2 separate regions of the Homo sapiens genome follow, and region 2 is linked to region 1. Evidence: chromatin loops called from intact Hi-C (ENCODE). Cell type or tissue: lower leg skin. All regions are shown on one strand. Each heading gives the region's core, and the rest is flanking DNA. Links, peaks and the distances in the headings are about the cores only.

What was found. A loop is a pair of places that touch in the nucleus more often than their neighbours do. Peaks named below come from ENCODE experiments on the same cell type or tissue, not always from the same donor. Only the 100,000 strongest peaks of a DNase experiment are listed, where the experiment ranks them.
Region 2: a loop joins it to region 1, with 15 times the contacts of the local background. A loop is called at or near these places in 2 of 110 quality-filtered maps.

Annotation. Positions count from the first base shown.
Region 1 is chr11:97,853,005-97,858,396 of GRCh38, reverse strand. No RefSeq gene overlaps it. Among named protein-coding and RNA genes, the nearest start is that of LINC02713, 100 kb to the left of the region's middle. RefSeq lists an enhancer at 1,004-1,888. In lower leg skin, for the core only: no CTCF peak of the experiment used is centred there; a DNase peak (open chromatin) is centred at 3,343.
Region 2 is chr11:97,784,157-97,789,548 of GRCh38, reverse strand. No RefSeq gene overlaps it. Among named protein-coding and RNA genes, the nearest start is that of LINC02713, 170 kb to the left of the region's middle. In lower leg skin, for the core only: no CTCF peak of the experiment used is centred there; no DNase peak of the experiment used is centred there.

The DNA.
Region 1 (5,392 bases), core at 222-5,221:
GATCACTGCAGCCTTGAACTCCTGGGCTCAGGTGATTGTCCTAATGTTACTCTTCCAACATTCTGGGATTACAGCGGTAAACCACCAGGCCTGGTGTAAGATTTTGTATTTTGTAAACATACTTTTAAGTTTACTCAAAAGTAGGGACTTATGGAGTGAAAGTTGGCAGCAATTTAATAGAAAAAATAGCCAAAACTTGCAGCTTGTGGCATGAAGGTAGAGAAGAAACCTTGTTGAACATACATAGAGAATTTAGGTGACTAGACTATTTTGACTTCCACTGGAACTGGGTCAAAGTTAAAGCTCACCATCCTGCTCTCTAGCAAAATGTGCCCTGGGTTGCTTAATGACCACAAATGGTCAGGACCTCAATTTTTTGTCTCATCCAATGAGTCCTCTTGTCTCTCAAGACACTAAAATGAGACTGAGTCATAAGGAAATCAATAGTGTTATATTCAAACAAGGCTATTTAGACCAAACACATTCCATTTTCTCATTAGCCATGGAGCCAAAGCGGGTGGGGTAGAAATTGCATTCATCTGAAATTGCACACAGATGGAACTGTTGCTTCCCGCTGCCTGGTGAAGGCTCCAAAGTGCACACAATCAAATGTATTTTATTAAAACTAACTTTAAAAATGCATGTTGTTTCCTTCCATTTATTCAATAATTGATTAATTGGAGCCTGCTTTACTTCTCCCAGTGACATTTCCATTTCATTTTGTCTTTACATTTTAAAAGTTGGATTGGCTTTGGGAATTACATTTTAGCATATTTTTTAAAAGTTAGAGTTAAGTTTTGAAAAGACAATATGTCAATTTTCTAAAGTCATTAATTGGGGTACATGAACTTATTAATTCTCATGTTTTATGCTTGCCTAAACAAAGCAGAAGTTATATAAATGAAAAGGTAAGAGGGCTGTTTCTATTCCTTCCAGGCACTTTAGGAATTTGTCCATCCACTAGTTCAGTTCTAGGTACTAGAAGTATAATGTATGTCATATAATTTTTAAGTTTTTAGTAGCCACATTAAAAAAATAAAATAGTTGAAATTAATTTTAATACTATCTTTTATTTTACCTAGTATATCCAAAATATTATTTCAACATGCAATCAATATAAAAGTTATCAATGAGATATTTCACATTATTTTCTTAGTAATATGTCTTTGAAATATGGTGTATATTTTACATTTACAGTACATTTAAATTATTTGGGCTAGGTTTATTTTATGTGTTCAATAGCCATGTATGACAAATGGCTACCATAATGGACAACACAGTTCTACATGATGGAACTATAGCACCGCATGAATACTAAATCCCTTTGAAATTTGCCCCATTGCATTTTATCATGGTTCAAATTTTAAAATCTCTTGAACATTTCTTTTTCCCACTCTGACCATCCTCCCCCCCACCATGAAAAAGTAGTAGTTATTTTACTTCAATGTGTCTGTGATTATACTGGATGTGATAGGTTTATGATCAGTGCTCAGAGAGCAATTAGCATTTGAATTAAGCCACATGAAGGTAACAACAGGCGATTACCCATTTTAACAGCTGCTAAGTGGTGTTAATTGCTGGCTGTAGACCACAAGCTGAGCAATTTTCTGTGTATTGTACAAACAGAGCAAAACAAAGAAGTTAAAAGGAAAAGTATTATCCTCATTACAATTTACTACAGTATTTGAAGACATAATGTACCCTTATAGCCTGTGCCATTTATGCAATCGACCATGAACAGGTGATATTTATGGGATAAATGGTATACATGTATGATTACTAATTTTTATTTTCAAATCAATGTTAAAAACAATTATACGTATCTACAAAAGGTAGAAATGTTCTAAACATTGTATAAGTTTATGAAATTGTCAGTAGATGGGGTAAGTTATTGATATTTAAATTAATTAGGAAGAGATATGGTTAAAGGTTGGAGGAGACTGGAAAATATACAGCAGAGTTAAACTAGATCTGTGAAAAACTGTCAAAAAGAAGTGGAAGTTATGAGATCATTGGACTGTGCTGAGCTAAGATGTATCAATATTTATTGACATTTCAGTTTTGTTATAGTTCCTGAAATGATGGCTAGAAAAAAATGTAATTGGTTTCTATTTACAGTCAATAAGATGGTGAAACTGATCACATAGAGAAATTAAGTGTTCAGCTATTTAAAATGGTTATGTGGAATAGAATATGTCAGGGCCTAGCTTAGTATATATATTACTGCATTTATTTCAGCAGAAGCTTCCCACATACAGAATTTCCTTGATATCTCATCCTAAGCAACTATCTGTTGATTGTTTTGAAAAGGGCTAAGCACATACCTAAACTTGCCACCTGATTCCTGTTGGAATTTTATATTTTTCTACCAGGTCATTTCACAGCTCTAACCAGGTTATTAACTTTTAACCTGGATGGCCTTAATATTCCCCTCAACCTGAATAAACAACAGGTATGTTCCTTCCCAACTATTGGCACCTAATCTCTCTTTTCTTAGAGCATTTACTTTAGAAAACTTGCAATTTAAGTTATTTCTCTACCCCTTTGAGATGTAAATCTTCTCCCAACCTCTTGCCAGTTTTACAACACAGAAATTTCTTTCTCAAGAACCTGGGAGCAATTTATTTGAAATGTAATAATCAAGAAAGAGAGGGTCCCTGTATACCAGTCTCTGTGAGCAGATAGAAGCCTTTGTTAAATGTCAAGTAGAAAATACACGTGGGCTAATTACATGTACCAGCCTCTCCCTTAATGTCCTCCCAGACTTTTCCATCAACTCATCTGAGTGTTTATAAACTCTCTGGCCTTTTGTTTCAACAGAGTTGAATTTAATCTTCTCCCCTGTTGTACTAGACGTAACCCCTATTACAGTAGTCTTGATTAAAGTCTTTCTTCCTGTTTAACTTCATTTGGTGCAATTTTTCTTTGACATTATTAAAAGCCCCATACCTGGGAATAAAGAGGAAGAACCTTGGAAATTTATCCTATCAAATTACATCTTACACTTAAGGCACTCCAAAATCATCTGTACTTAACCTAGTACTACATAGCTGGCAAAGATGTTTTTATATGGAATTATATATGGAAATTATAAATCTACATGGAAAAAGGTGTGAAAAGAAATGCCAATTGGGTGCCTTGTTTATCTCAGAAGTAGAGATGCTGAATGTGAAGTATAGAAGGGTAGAGCTTAACTGCTTTTATGTTCTTCTTTCTATTCTTTTATATTTTGCATTTCAAACTTTTGCGTGTGTGTGTGTGTGACGGAGTCTCGCACTGTAGCCCGGGCCGGAGTGCCGTGGCGTGATTTAGGCTCACTGCAACCTCTGTCTCCTAGCTTCAAGCCATTCTCCTGCCTCAGCCTCCGGAGTAGCTCGGTTTACAAGCGCCCGCCATCACACCCGGCTAATTTTTTTGTATTTTAGTCGGAGAGGGGGTTTCACTATGTTAGCCAGGCTGGTCTTAAATGCCTGACCTCGTGATCTGCCCACCTGGGCCTCCCAAAGTGCTGGGATTACAGGCGTGAGCCACCGCGTGCAGCCCGAACTTTTTAAATCTTATAAATACGCAGACACACACATACAGGTTAAAAAAAAAAAAAAAAAACTTTTCAAAAATAAGAAAAAATGCAGATTTGGGAACAAATATGTCTATGACTGATGATTTCTTTAGAAGAAATGATTGTTATAAAATAAGTGATAGATTTAAAAACGTATTTAAAAAAGCATTTTGAAGGTATGTGTAGTTGGGGAAAGATAATTAAAAACAAAATCTCCTCCTTACCCAGAACATCTCCATAAGGGTAAAAGAGAAAGAATACAATCTTACTGCTGACGCGGTATTAAACAAGAACATAATGTGCATCACAAGAAGTCTGCTAAAAGATTGCAAAGGCAGAAAGAATCTTTTTACCTTTTTATACAGCCAAGCAGATAAAATTCATTATACACATGTTCTCAAGGTAAACAGTAAGTAGTCCTCAAGTAAGAGGACTTGACACCATTTGTCACACATAGTTTATCCTAAATTCACTTGGCAATTGGGGTGATCATTTGTGTTTGTTAATTGGCTTTATACAAAGGAAAAGTAAATTGCTCAAATCTTTTTGAAAGAAGGTAGTTTTGCCAATTGGAGCCAGAAACCAACCAAAGGTAGGCTCCTATCCTCACAAAGAAACAAGGAAATAGTGGCACTATATGCTTGGCTGTTTACATTGCAAAAAAATGATTCCCAGGTCCTTGAGAAAGACATTCCTGCATCCTAAGGCTGGCAAAAGTCATATGTAGCTTTTAGGAGGATTTACATACATTTCAGAGAGACAGATAAAAAACTTAAAAGTACACGTTTTCTAAAGAAAATTACAAGTTTTCTAAGAAAAAGAAAAACAGGGAAACCCCTTCCTTTATTTTCAATGGGGAGAATTAAGCCTCTTATTTTTAATTTATGTTTGGATTTGTAGTCCAACTATTCTCCTTTAAAGAAAGAAACAATCAAAGAATCAAATAAAAATACTTTACAAGAAAGGCTGAGAGTCGTCTATTTACAAATTGAAGGCATAGTTTGATTAATTTTTCTTTTTTTGGGACGGAGTCTCACTCTGATGCCCAGGCTGGAGTGCAGTAGTGTGATCTCAGCTTACTGCAGCCTCTGCCTCCCAGGTTCAAGCGATTTCTTCTGCCTCAGTCTCCCAAGTAGCTGGGATTACAGGTGAATACCACCATGCCCAGCTACTTTTTGTACCTTTTAGTAGAGACGGTGTTTCACCATGTTGCCCAGGCTGGTCTAGAACTCCTGGCTTCAAGTGATCTGCCCGCCTCGGCCTCCTAAAGTACTGGGATTACAGACATTAACCATGGTGCCTGTCCTGAAGGCATAGTTAATGCAATGATCCTGACTTAGTGGACCCCTAAGTACATATTTGAAGGATCATGATGGAGGCTTCCTGTTGCCTAGAACACAGTTCATAAGATCTTCTTCCCTTAATCTATGCCTTTTGGGTTTAAGTAATATAATTTCTTGTTTCTCTATTTATTCTATAGTATTTTAAGGGATTTCAAAAAATAATACATATCTATAAGGTAGAAAATAAAACTCATCTAACGTTCGCATTTTGGTGTATTTTTAGTGTCAAATTATAGCATATATATGATTTTCATTAAGTTTTTAAATGCAGTGTTACATATATTTTGATGTCTGCAACTAATTTTAGAACACTTCATAATGTATTATATTGTGTAAGCTGTGCTCCAGGACCTTCTAGTCTCACAATCAGAAATTTATACTCCAGGAGTGTTCAACTAGCATGTATCAGAAATTCCACATTACAGAGGCTGGTACAGTGAGTAAGTTAGCTGTCTCTATGCCCCATCTGCACCAGAGGCTTTGTATAATT
Region 2 (5,392 bases), core at 170-5,169, 69 kb after region 1:
GGTAGCTGTGCATTGGGGAAAGGGAAATGATCAGACGTTTTGGGGACTACTGGACACTGGCTCTGAGCTGATGTTGATTCCAGGGAACCCAAAACATCATCAAAGTCCTCCAGTTAAAGTAGGGGCTTATGGCACTTAGGTAAGTAATGGAGTTTTAGTTCAGATCTGACTTACAGTGGGTCCAGTGTGTCCCCAGACTCATCCTGTGGTCACTTCCCCAGTGCCAGAATGCACAATTGGCATAGATATACTTAGCAATGAGAAGAACCCCCACATTGGTTCCCTGAGTGGTATGATGAGTACCATTATGGTGGGAAAGGCCAAATGTAAGCCATTAGAGCTGGCTCTACTTAGAAAAATAGTAAATCAAAAACAATATATGAAGGATAGTTCTGTTATGTTAGGCATAATTTGACCTTCTTATTGTCTTTATTTGAAGATTTCATGTAATCTCAGGAGATGCATATGGGTTTACATTGACAAGGGGTAGACTTCTGATGGTTAATACTGAGTGTCAACTTGACTGGATTGAAGGATGCAAAGTACTGATCCTGGGTGTGTCTGTGAGGGTGTTGCCAAAAGAGATTAACATTTGAGTCAATGGGCTGGGAAAGGCAGACTCACTCTTAATCTGGGTGGGCAGTCATCGTCTAATCAGTTGCCAGCAAGGCTAGAATATAAAGGAGGCAGAAAAAAATGTGAACAGACTAGACTGGCCTAGCCTCCCACCCTACATCATTCTCTCATGCTGGATGCCTCCTGCCCTCAAACATCGGACTCCAAGTTCTTCAGTTCTCAAGTTCTCATACTGGTTTTCTTTGCTCCTCAGCTTGTAGACAACCTATTGTGGGACCTTGTGATAGTGTGAGTTAATACTTAATAAACTCCCCTTTATATATATATTCTATTAGTTCTGTCCCTCTAGAGAACCCTGACTAATACAAATATACATAGAAAAACTCTCAACATAATACTTGCAAACCAAAGTCAACAACACGCAGGCAACCAAAGCAAAAATAGACAACTGAGATTACATTAAGTGGAAAAGCTTCTGCATAGCACAAGAAACAACCAACAAAGTGAGGAGACAACCCACAGAATTGGAGAAAACATTTGCAAACTATCCATCTGACAAGGGATTAATAACCAGAATATGTAAGTAGCAAAAGCAACTCAATAACAAAAATAATCCCGAATAATCCAATTAAAAATAGGCAAAATAAAGAAACATTTCTAAAAGAAGACATAGAAATGGCCAATAAGTATATAAAAAATGCTTAATATTGCTAATCATTAGAGAATGTAAATCAAAACTACAATGAGATTTCATCTCACCCCAGTTAAAATGGCTTTTATCTAAAAACAGGCAATAATAGATGCTGGTGAAGATGGTGAGAGAGCGGGACCCTTGTACATTGTTGGTGGGAATGTAAATTAGTATAGGCAATTTACAGAACAATATAGAGGTTCTTGAAAAAACCGAAAATAGATCTATCGTATGGTCCAACAATTCCACTCCTAGGTATATAGCCAAATAAAGAAAATCAATGTATTGAAAAGTCATCTGCACTTTCATTTTTATTGTAACACTATTCACACTAGCTAAAATATGGAATTAACCTAAGTGCAACAACTGATGAAGAAAATGTGCTATATATTTCAATGAAATATTATTCTGCCATAAAAATAATGAAATCTTGTCATTTGCAGCAACATGGATGAAACTGGCAGTCATTATGTTAAGTGAAATAAATTGAGCACAGAAAGAGAAATACTGCATATTCTCACCCATATGTGGGAGCTAAGAGAGTAGATTGGTGGTTACCAGAGGCTGGAAGGGTGGAGGGGAGGGAGGGGAGGAAAAACAAGTGCTTAATAGGTACAAATATAGAATTTGATAGAGGAAATTGGACTTGGTGTTAGATAGATTAGTTGGGTGACATCAGTTTACAATAATGTATAGCATATTTCAAATTTGCTAGAAGAGAAGAATTTGAGTGATCCTAGCATAAAGAAAAAAATACATATTTAATGTGAGGAATATCCTAAGTACACTGATTTGATCTTTACAAATTATATGAATGTATTAAATATCACATGTACCCCAAAATGATGTACTCTATTATGCGGCAATGAAAATGTGGTAAAAAAATAAAAATGGGCTCAGTCTAGCCATGAGATAAAGAATGTGACAAACCAAATTTAGTGTTTTAGTCTGTTTGGGGTGCCATAAAAAATATCACAGTTGTGTAACTTAACAGGCATTTATTTTCTCACAGTTCTGGAGGCTGAAAGTCCAACATCGAGGTCCCTGCTTTATGTATTTCCAGTGAGACCTCTTTTCCTGGCTTGCAGTTGAACACTTCTCACTGTGCCCTCACATAACCTTTCCTCTGTGAGCATGTGTGGAGAGAGAGTGTGAGCTCTGGTGCTTTTTCTTTGTCTTATAAGGACACCAGTCCTATGGGATCAGATCGCCACTCTTATAACTTCAATTAACCTTAATTGCCTCCTTACAGGCCTTATGTCTAAATACAATCACCCGGCAGTTTCAAGCTTAACATACACATTTTGGAGAGGGACACAATTCAGTACACAGCATTGAGAAGAAGCATTATTCAAAATCCTAAATACTATTCCTAAAAACAAAATTATTAAGGACAAGAGAAGGCTGAGAAACTGTCACAGATCAGAGGAGGCTAGACAGACAGACATGACTACATGTAAAGTGGTACCGTGAGTGAGATCTTGGAAAAAAAAAAAAAAAGAACATTGGGAAGAACATATAAATTATGAATTAGTTGTACAATTTAGTAATACTCATGCACCAAAATTGGTTTTTATTGTGACAAACATCCAGTAATGATGTAGGGTGTTAAAACAGGAAAAAGTGAGAGAGATACAGAAATTCTAAGTTTACATTTCTGTAAATCTAAACATATTGTGAAGTGGAAGTTGTATTTAAAAAAAGAAAAGAAAAAATTACTAAAGGGAAACTAAAATAAATACAAAGGAAAATTAGGCCATCCATGAGCCGATTAATGAGAGAGCTTTACTAAAAAAGGATTGTAATTATGTTGGGTGTCCTGAAGACCACCCTCAGACTCAACAATATGCTGGAAGGATTAACAGAGCTCAGTAAATCAGTCATATTTATAGTTATGGTTTATTACAGAGAAAGAGAATAGATTAACATTAGAAATGGAAAAGGCGGGATCCCACTGCAACTCAGCAAGGCCACTGCAACCAGACTGCCTCTCTAGATTCCCTCTTTTCTGGGCAGGACATCTCTGAAAAAAGGCAGCAGCCCCAGTCAGGGACATAGAAATAAAACCTTCACCTCCCTGGGACAGAGCACCTTGGGGAAGGGGCGGTTGTGGGCACAGCTTCAGCAGACAGAAATGTCCCTACCTGGCAGCTCTGAAGAGAGCAGCAGATCTCCCAGCACAGCGTTTGAGCTCTGATAAGGGACAGCCTGCCTCCCCAAGTGGGTCTCTGACCCCCATGTATCCTGACTGGGGGACACCTCCCAGTAGGGGCCAACAGATGCCTCATACAGGAGAGCTCTGGCATCTGGCAGGTGCCCCTCTGGGATGCAGCTTCCAGAGGAAGGAACAGGCAGAAATCTTTGCTGTTCTGCAGCCTCCATCAGTGATACCAAGGCAAAAGGTATGGAGCAGACCTCCAGCAAACTCCAGCAGACCTGCAGCAGAGGGGCCTGATTGTTAGAAGGAAAACCAACAAACAGAAAGGAATAGTATCAATATCAACAAAAAGGACATCCACTCAGAGACCCCATCCGAAGGTCACCGACTTCAAAGAGCAAAGGTAGATAAATCCATGAAGATGGGGAGAAACCACTGCAAAAAGGCTGAAAATTAGAAAAACCAGAATGCTTCTTCTCCTCCAATGGATTACAACTCCTTACCAGCAAGGAAACAAAACTGGACAGAGAATGAGTTTGATGAATTCACAGAAGTAGGCTTCAGAAGGTGGGTAATATCAAACTCCTTCAAGCTAAAGGAGCATGTTCTAATCCAATACAAGGAAGCTAAGAACCATGAAAAAAGGTTAGATGAATAGCTAACTAGAATAACCAGTTTAAAGAAGAACATAAATGACCTGATGGAGTTGAAAAACACAGCATGAGAACTTCATGAAGCATCAATAGCCAATCAATAGCATCAATCAAAACAAGTATCCATAGCCAAATTGATCAAGCAGAAGAAAGGATATCAGAGGTTGAAGATCAACTCAACGAAATAAAGTGGGAAGACAAGATTAGAGAAAAAAGAGTGAGAAGAAACAAACAAAGCCTCCAAGAAATATGGGACTATGTGAAAAGACCAAATCTACATTTGATTGGTGTACCCGAAAGTGATGGGGAGAATGGAACCATGTTGGAAAACACTCTTCAGGATATTATCTGGGAGAACTTCCCCAACTCAGCAAGGCAGGCTATTGGGGGAACCACGCCCGATAATTCAACGTAGATTCTTTTCTGTTTTCCATAAGTGTCGGCTGGTCTGAGAAATAAAGGGAAAGAGTACAAAAGAGAGAAATTTTAAAGCTGGGTTTCCAGGGGAGACATCACATGTCGGCAGGTTCCGTGATGCCCCATGAGCTGTAAAACCAGCAAGTTTTTATTAGCAATTTTCAAAAGGGAGGGAGTGTATGAATAGGGTGTGGGTCACAGAAATCACATGCTTCACAAGGCGTAAAATATCACAAGGCAAATGGGGGCAGAGCGAGATCACAGGACCTGGGCGAAATTAAAATTACTAATGAAGTTTCATGTCCCACTGGGCACACATTGTCATTGATAACATCTTATCAGGAGACAGGGTTTGGGAGCAGACAACTGGTCTGACTGAAATTTACTAGGCAGGAATTTCCTCATCCTAATAGGCCTGGGAGCGCTACAGGAGACCAGGACTTATTTCATCCCTTATCTACAGCCATATATGACAGACACTCCCAGAGTGGCGGCCATTTTAGAGACCTACCCCTGGGAATGCATTCTCTTTCTCAGGGCTGTTCCTTGCTGAGAAAAAGAATTCAGCGATATTTCTCTTATTCACTTTTGTAAGAAGAGAAATATGGCTCTGTTCCACCTGGCTCTCAGGCAGTCAGACCTAATGGTTATCTCCCTTGTTCCCTGAACATCGCTATTATCCTGTTCTTTTTTCAAGGTGCCCAGATTTCATATTGTTTAAACACACATGCTTTAGAAACAATTTGTGCAGTTAACACAATCATCACAGGGTCCTGAGGTAATGTACATCCTCAGCTTATGAAGTCGACTTGATTAAGAGATTAAACACAGGCATAGGAAATCACAAGAATATTGATTAGGGAAGTGATAAATGTCCATGAAATCTTCACAATTTAT